2 separate regions of the Homo sapiens genome follow, and region 1 is linked to region 2. Evidence: chromatin contacts called from ENCODE Hi-C or POLR2A ChIA-PET data. All regions are on one chromosome and are shown on one strand. Each heading gives the region's core, a stretch centred on a gene start or an enhancer-like site at or near the end of the contact. The rest is flanking DNA. Distances are from core to core; before and after follow the strand shown.

Region 1 (3,947 bases), core at 953-3,452, 56 kb after region 2:
TTTCCTAGATAATAAATGAAAAGAAATGATAAAATTTAAACAGCAATAGTATGCAGCTTCAAATGAAATAACAAATCTAAGTAAAGATCATGAATGGCCTTTAACTTCGCAGAGGGGCAATCAAATGCTGTGTGCTTACTGACACAAGTAAACACTTACTATGAAGTATTTATACCAAAAGACAAAATAAAAAGTCCTGAATCTGATCAAGCCCCTTTCTCCAACTACCAGTTTCACAAGACATATGGAAGGCAGAGGAGCACGCTAAACACCACAATAAGGATGAAATCAGCAAATCTAGAATGTGGGAAACTCCAAAAAAGACCTGTTTTGTTCAATAAATAAATTGCAAAAAACTTACAAACTAAGATAGTTGAGACAACTCAACACATTGCAAGGTATGGACCTTATCTAGATCACATTTCAACAAACTAAATTAAAAAGAAATTTATAAGACATTTGGGAAAATGTGAACATTAATGGAATATTTAATATTACAGAAGTACTAGTTTTTTAGAATAGTATGATTAATTACGTTTTTAAAAATCCTTATCTTTTAGAGGTACATATCAAAGTACATATAAAAAAACCCCGATAATTAAGTTTGTTAAAAAGTAATCTGGTGAACAGGTGGGGAGTTGATGAAACAACACTGGTAGGGAATTGATAATTGCTGGAGCTGGGTGACAGTACACAGGGGTTTATTCTACTCTCTCTACTTCTGTATGTTTCTATTAAAAAGATTCAGAAAGAGTTAACGGGGGCACATAGCAACCAATTGTATTATACGAGGCTTTATTTGAATCCTGATTCAACCAAATCATAAAAAAAAAAATTTGAGAGTATCAGGGATACCTGAGCCAGGAGCGGTGGCTCACGCCTGTAATCCCAGCACTTGGGGAGGCCGAGGTGGGCGGATCACGAGGTCACGAGTTCGAGACCAGCATGACCAAAAAGGCAAGACCCCATCTCTGCTAAAAATACAAAAATTAGCCGGGCATGGTGGCGGGCGCCTGTAATCCCAGCTTCTCGGGAGGCTGAGGCAGGAGAATCGCTTGAACCTGGGAGGAGGAGGTTTAAGCGAGCTGAGATCGTGCCATTGCACTCCAACCTGGGCGACAAGAGCAAGGCTCTAAGAAAATAAAATAAAATAAGAAAGAGAGTATCAGGGATATCTGAACACTAACTGGATATTTCGTGATATTTACAACCCTATTAATATTTTAGGTGTGATAATGGTATTGAAAAGCACCCTTGTCTTTTGGAGATCTGTATCAAAATATTTACGGATGAAATGACTTACTGCCTGGGATCTCCTTCAAAATTATCCAAAGCATCGGGATGGGGAAACAGTAATAAAGATAAAATAAAGACTAAGAGCTGATAATTGTTGAAGCCAGGTGATGGGTAAAGGGGGCTCCTTATACCAAGGTGTCTACACCTTCAAATGTTAAAACACTAAAAAAAAAAAATCTGTGGCGTTAGAAGTCAGGATACCGGTTACCTTTGGAGAGACTAAGTGGGGGCCGCAATAAGGGCTTCTGGAGCGGTAGGAATGCTCTTGCTTCCTACACAGGTTTACTCGCTTTGTGGTAATTCATCAATGTCTATATTACGACTTGCACACTTTTCAGTATGTATATTATACTCCAATAAAAAAGTATTTTAAAGAAGAAATCGACTACTTTAATGTAGGCGGAAGATCCTATGGTAGAATCTCAGGTACTACAGCAATCACTGAGAAAGCTTTTTGGGCGGAAAGGAAAGTGAGGCTCTCGCCCGGTTTCCTCCTCTCCACGGTGGAACTGGCAGCGGCCCTGGCTGGCTGCTGAGAGCGCGGAACGGGGCGGCGTTCTGACGTTCGCGCCGGGGCCCTCTGGACGCACCGCGGGCGCAGGTCCTAGACAGCTGCATTGGCGTCCACCGCGGCCCCGGCGCTGGGAAACTGCCCTCACGCTAGGGCCCTCCCCGAGGAGCTCTCTGGCACAATCAGCCACGAGGACGAAGAGAGGGGGCACCGGAACCGCAAGCCCACTCCGAGAGGCCAGAACCTCTCTCTCGCCGTACTCCCCGGCAGGGCACGGCTCAGGGGAGACGGCGCTCTGGCACATGAAGCCCACACCCACACGCCGCAGTGTCCCTTGCTGCCTCGATCTCCAATGGGGATGGGAGCGGCGAAAGCCTCATATCGGCCCTCCTCCGTCCCCCAATCAGCGAGCCCGCTTTGAGCACCTCACGGCCCTCCGGCTGGCGGCGCCCAATCACAGCGCTCCACATGCTGGGCGCGGCCCTGCGCGCGCACGCTACCCGACAGCCCCGCGCCCACTCGCCGCGTTCCACCCGCGGGGCGGCGGATTCCCGCAGGGGCCACACTGCCACCTACTGTCCCATCTCCAGAGCTGGAGCCACGGGCGCTCTCCCTACCATGCGGCCTCCCTGCTAAGTGCCAGTAGCTCAACCCAAACGCTCAAATAAAAATGAGGGAAAACAAGTAGTGTCGTCGAGTAAAACCGAAAACAATGTCCATTTTGAAAAAAGCGGCAATAATTACCTTCCAGTACACAGTAGGAAAAAGTCTCAAAAGCTTTCTTTGTTCCAAGCAGTGTGAGTTCCAAAACATTATTTCACCTCACACGTTTTATAGAGGGCTAAAAACAAGGGGCTTAGGGACTCCTCAGTGCACATATTTCTGAAGCACCTGCATGTCAGACGGAGAGGCAGGCATTACCATCATCTCTAATTTATAGGCACAGAAACCGAGTGTGACAGCTGAAAGCCGCAGAACTGGGACTGACACCCAGAAGTCGGCCTCCCAAGTGCAGACTTCAGCACATCATACACAAGGAAGGCACAAAGTGCTGAAAGAATATAGGGCAGGAAACATCGATTCTGACTGGAGAGATTCAGGATATACAAAGATATTCTAGGCAGAGGGGACAGCTGTCTCGGTGGCAGGAAAAATTCAGTAAATGGTGGCTAGTACTGCTTTTCCAAGAAAACTAGTCTTAACTGAGGAAAGGGAACAAATGTCTCTATGTGATATTTACTCATTGCAGACTTTTTTTTTTTTGAGACAGAGTCAGCTCTGTCGCCCAGGCTGTAGTGCAGCGGCGTGATCTCTGGCTCACTGCAACCTCTGCCTCCCGGGTTCGAGCGATTCTCCTGCTTCAGCCTCCATTGTAGCTGGGATTACAGGTGTGCGCCACCACGCCCGGCTATTTTGTAATTTTAGTAGAGGCGGGGTTTCACCATGTTGTCCAGGCTGGTCTTGAACTCCTGACTTGATCTGCCTACCTCAGCCTCCCAAAGTGCTGGGATTATAGGCGTGTGCCACTGCGTGCTGCCCCGCTGCAGATTATTATACTCATTATTTGGCAAACAGTTACTGCTTACTCAGGTATCCATGACAATGTTCCCTGGATTTGTGTGACTGACTATACCCAACACCAAGACACCAAACCTAGTGGCCTCATTTCCTAATCTTCCCTACATACCTAGGAAAGTGTTAATAAGCTTTCCTGGAATTCGTCATTCCCTTATCTGTACTTCACTGCACTTTGCTTATAATTCACATATGGCACATCCGAACACGCCTTGCTGTATAACTATGAGTCCATACTGGTCTGATCACTAGAACAGTATAGTATTGGCCCTACAGAGCATTTTAGGATATGTGGAAGTTGGTCTTGATTGTCACAATGACTGAAAGGCATTACTGGCACTTAATGGACAGAAAACAGGGAATTCAGATGACCTGCAATGCTGAGACTGTCCCGTACATCAAAACACTGTCTCTAGTGGGAGCCAGGGCTGTCAGTATGGAAGACGGGAGATACAAATATGGACTGGAGCAAGGCAAGAAGAATCCCATAGGGATGAACTTGGGATTGGTGTGAACTCATTATCTGCAAAATATATATAGTATATGTATATGCATATGTGTACAT
Region 2 (4,284 bases), core at 767-3,266:
GGCTGGAGTGCAGTGGCGAGATCACAGGCATAACTGTCTTTGGTAGTAGAGAGGTAGTTAAGATATCAGCATCAGAGAGAACTTCTCCTATGTTAGAACCTCAGGAAACTGATTCTAAAATGGATTCAGGATTCTAACCGGTAAAAGTTATATCCAGTTTATCTGGTAAAACTCTAGATTGATATGAAGATTAAAGAGATAAAACATGTAAAATTAAAATGCCTGGCACATGGTGCTTTCAGACAACTTGGACAGAGCAGTCAGCAGCAGCCTCATTCTAAGGGCCACTGAGTTAAGTATGAACTCTTATGATTATTACCATCCACACGGCAGGTGACTTGCAGAGCGCTGGGTACCTGTGTGCAGCAAAGACCTGACTGCCATTAGCCAGAGGGGATGGAATACAGTAGGAAGAACTGGGTCAGTAAGAGGGTAAAGAATCCTTTGCCCTCTCATTCCTCTCAAGACAGTCTCAAATGAGGAGCTGGAAGGTGAAGGAAAGGGGACAACAGAGAGGCTTTTTACAATCACAGAGGCCCAAAGCCAACCAGCAAAGTTTTGCCAGTCAGGCTGATGACTGGTGGCAGGGTTTCTGATCTTATTTATGACAGAAAAAGGTCTAGGAAGGAGAAGCAAGGGGATGACCTAAGGAGGAGTCAATTTACCTATCATGTTTTGCTCTTGGACTGCTTTCCACATGCTTGGCAAGGCACTGTTATAATACAATGGGGATTATACTGGTTTCCACAAGATTAGCAAAGCACTCTTATAATACAATGGGGTTTATACCTTGAGCTTTGTGTCAGCTCAGTGCCCACTAGCCTCTGGTTGAGGTAGACAGCTAAGGAGTGTGGATGCCTATGGAGGATAAACCGAACTACTGAAAAGAGAAGCTGCTAAGTGCTGCTCATGGCTTGGATCTGTGGTTGGGGCAAGAGCTCAGAAGAAGAAAGTAGTTATTTGTGTAGAACATGCCACCCATCCAAGGCTGGGAAATAAAGGAAAACACCAACTAAAGCAAAGCATTTGCTGCTGAGCAAGCCACTGACCCAGCTTTGTTTCTAAGAACCCCCTTTTCCATCACGTGCCCACCACTGGCAACCTGAAAGGAGTTTAAGGCTGAAAGCACCTGTTCCTGCTCCCAACCTAAATGGAACCATCAGCTCTTTCAGACAACTTGGAAAGAGCAGCTGACAGCAGTCACATGAAAACAAAGGCCACTAAGCTAAGAGAATATCTATGAACAACAAATATACAATAGTTTTTCTCATGTTGAAAAAAAATTATGGGTACAAATAACCAATAATAACTCTGTTTTAGGATTCTGATTTAAGACAGGCTCAAAAAAGGAAAGACAAGGGTGAGCTGTTGCTATAGTGACCACAGCTTTTGATTATCTCAAGGGTTTTTCACATTCCCATGCAACCATAGGAAAGTCTAATTTATCAGCAATACTTGTACCATAAGTATATTTCTCTGAATGAATACTTATAAAAAATGTAGCATACTAAAGAACTTGCTTTTTTTTTCTGAGCATTTAGAACTTTTAAAGGAAAATCATACTGAAGGAAGGCTTCTTTTGCCCTGATCAGTTTGTGAAAAATCTTTAACTGTGACTGAAAATGAGGATGATGATGATAATTAACTAAAATGTGCTGAGTACTTACCATGTGCCAAGCATTATCCTAAGTACTTTATATACATTTTCCCCTTTTTACAAAGTAGGAAAGTGAAATTGAAGGGGATTAAAATCCTAGCCTAAGAGCCCACAGTGAACCTAACACAGGTGGTTTTCCCTATAGCATTTGAAACACACTTTTGGTTGTTGTTGAGCACCAGAAGTAGGTGGCTTGCATTCAGATGGCCTGCTTTATAGAAAATGTGTCACTCTGAATAATGGAATTGCATTTGGCATAGCAGGAAATTCATATTATGAGAGGAATGTAGAAATGAAAACAACATGTTCTCATCTTTCACCTCATGTCTTTGCCAGGGTACCCTGGTGGTGCTATTTTGTTGGGGGACCGCCAAAATCCCCATAGGTCTTTTCTCCTTGGACAGTCAGAGTACCTAGAGAGGGCTCATCCAATTTCCTCACTGAGAGGTAAAATAAGCCTTGTATACCCAAGTCCAGAGTCCTTCTGGCTCACTCTCTCCAGAAAGAAAACAACCACTCCTCTGCTAGAGTTGGGTATTTCACTAACTTGTATGAAGACTTCCCGTCAATCCTCCTGTCTCAGCTCCACTCACACTTCTACTTTGGGAATCATGCTGCTTCTCATTTACGAGGCTTTCTGGGGTCCTATGGTTCGACTGCCTTGCTTCTGGACTACCTCTCCTGCCGGCTTAGGTTGTAGCTTTCTTTTTCTGCTAACTCCATTACTTTTGTTTTCTAACTTCCAAGCTTTGCTCGTTGTCTCCTCTCCCAGTCTCTTATTTTGTCAATTTTTGCCTCTTCTACCCTTTACTGTCATATCTATGGAGGTTTCTGTAGGAAATAGAGATAAGCACATATGATCAATCTATCACGTTTAATCACAACACTTCCACAGGCAGTTTGATCTGTAAACTAGTCAATGGATTATATAATCATCTAAAAGTAATGATAAAGAAAATAAAACATTCAAATATATTTCAGCAGTAATAGCCCTCTGCTTAAAAGGAAAAATAAAATTTCTTGCATAAGACACTTAACTCATCTGGATTTCAAATTAAAGAAATTCTAAGACAAAAGGCGAGAAGAGATCTTTAACAACCCTTTCACTTCTAACATCCTTCCACCACAAAGGCCAAAAATAAATCACTGCACTATATTTTGAATTCTCTGTTTAATCTAAAATATTTTACTGAAAATATTTGTATAGGGACAGAAATTAAATAAAGGATAAGCCAAAATTATTTTAAACCACAAAATGCATATATTAAGGTCCCTGTATATGGATGGTGTGCTCAGTGTTAACAAGAAATATTGTTAAGATGTAGTCTTTAAACTGTAATACATCTTTTTTTCCTGGAAAAGTCACTACTCAGGATTACACTGAGTAGTGAAAGATACTTAAATCAAGCTTGGGAAATTCTCTTGTAAGAAGATAGAAAATTATGTAATGTTGCAGCAATTTCCTTCTTCCCTCTCTCCCTCTTTCTTTCTTTTTAGAGGTTAAGTCTCACTATGCTATCTAGGCTGGTCTTGAACTCCTGGGCTCAAGCAGTCCTCCTGCCTCAGCCTCCCAAGTAGCGAGGACTACAGGCAGGTGACCCTGCATCTGGCTTAATTTTTCCTGAGATTGAAACTCCAATAATACTCATAAAATCTTCTTTGCTCTGATGATTTTTCAAAAAGCTAAGTTTTATCTATATTTGAAGGGCCAAGAAGCTAGAGGAATGGCTCCCACAAGATTATAAAACCAGCACGAAGGAATACCTAACCTAAGTTGAAGCCTAGCAGAGAACCAAGGCACTTAATGAGGCAACTTCTCATAGCCGGTTCACACAAAACCTAGGAAACTAGGGAGCATACATCATGCCATAGCCTAGCTTCCTGGTGTGTGGTGGTGTGCACACACACACATATATTAATATGTATAGAAGGGATGGAAGAAAAAAGAGACCAAGGGAGAAAAAAGACGGGAAAGAAAAACACAATAGCTACCCCCTTATTATCCTTGGGAATTCACACTAAACACTAAACTAAATACTATTTCCTCCTCCTGGAATTATATATGTGGAGCCTTTGCTTTACATGGAGGGGAAAGTCATAGCCTAGAAAGAGAAAAATGGTAGAATTTAGTGAATTCAGTACCACATTACAACAAGAACAAGGATCTCTTCTTCATTCCCATAGCAATATAGCACATAATAGCACCTACTTCCTCTAGCAAATATGAGTGAACTTTTCCTTCCTTGCAAATGCCACATGGGATGTAACATTACACAAGCCATGTCATTAGGTACATTTTATTTTGTACCAATTCAAAGGATTAAAAAAAACTAAAAAGTTGAGTTAAAAATTTGATTTGAGAGAATTCAGGTCATTCAAGAATCGGTTCTGTTGTGTGAAATGTTTAATGGTCTTTTGCTTTCTGGTTACCACTGTTCTTTTCTTCAGAGAAGTGTCTGCTGCCAAGAAATCTGAATGTCATATTTAAGTAAAATGCAGAATTTAGTAGCTCTATATAGCAGAGCTTACCCTACCACATCTAAAATGTAACACATTTCTTTTCTTTTTTTTTTTTTTTTTTTTTTTTTTTGAGACAGAGTCTTACTCTGTTGCCCAGGCTGTAGTGC

Evidence for each region. A loop is a pair of places that touch in the nucleus more often than their neighbours do. ChIA-PET counts read pairs that join two places held with the same protein, here RNA polymerase II (POLR2A). Pooled maps may share reads with other maps.
Region 1: a map of heart right ventricle shows a loop between it and region 2 (2.4-fold over the local background). The contact joins two enhancer-like sites. A Hi-C loop is called at or near these places in 17 of 168 maps with a recorded cell type or tissue (B cell, HepG2, IMR-90 and 11 more), 21 of 37 single-sample maps with no recorded cell type and 33 of 50 pooled maps. POLR2A ChIA-PET finds 5 or more read pairs at or near these places in 14 of 52 experiments (A549, AG04450, CD4-positive, alpha-beta T cell and 11 more).

Annotation. Positions count from the first base shown.
Region 1 is chr5:72,306,214-72,310,160 of GRCh38, forward strand. All of the region lies in intron 2 of MRPS27 (mitochondrial ribosomal protein S27), which reads right to left. Among named protein-coding and RNA genes, the nearest start is that of MRPS27, 12 kb to the right of the region's middle. RefSeq lists an enhancer at 1,899-2,148 and a silencer at 2,199-2,488. Within about 2 kb of position 2,203, at least 40 of the 41 ENCODE cell types and tissues checked have a DNase peak (open chromatin) inside an H3K27ac peak, as active enhancers do; they include endothelial cell of umbilical vein, where a contact is called at or near this core.
Region 2 is chr5:72,250,810-72,255,093 of GRCh38, forward strand. The region is part of intron 4 of MRPS27 (mitochondrial ribosomal protein S27); the gene reads right to left. Among named protein-coding and RNA genes, the nearest start is that of MRPS27, 67 kb to the right of the region's middle. Within about 2 kb of position 2,017, at least 2 of the 41 ENCODE cell types and tissues checked have a DNase peak (open chromatin) inside an H3K27ac peak, as active enhancers do; they include endothelial cell of umbilical vein, where a contact is called at or near this core.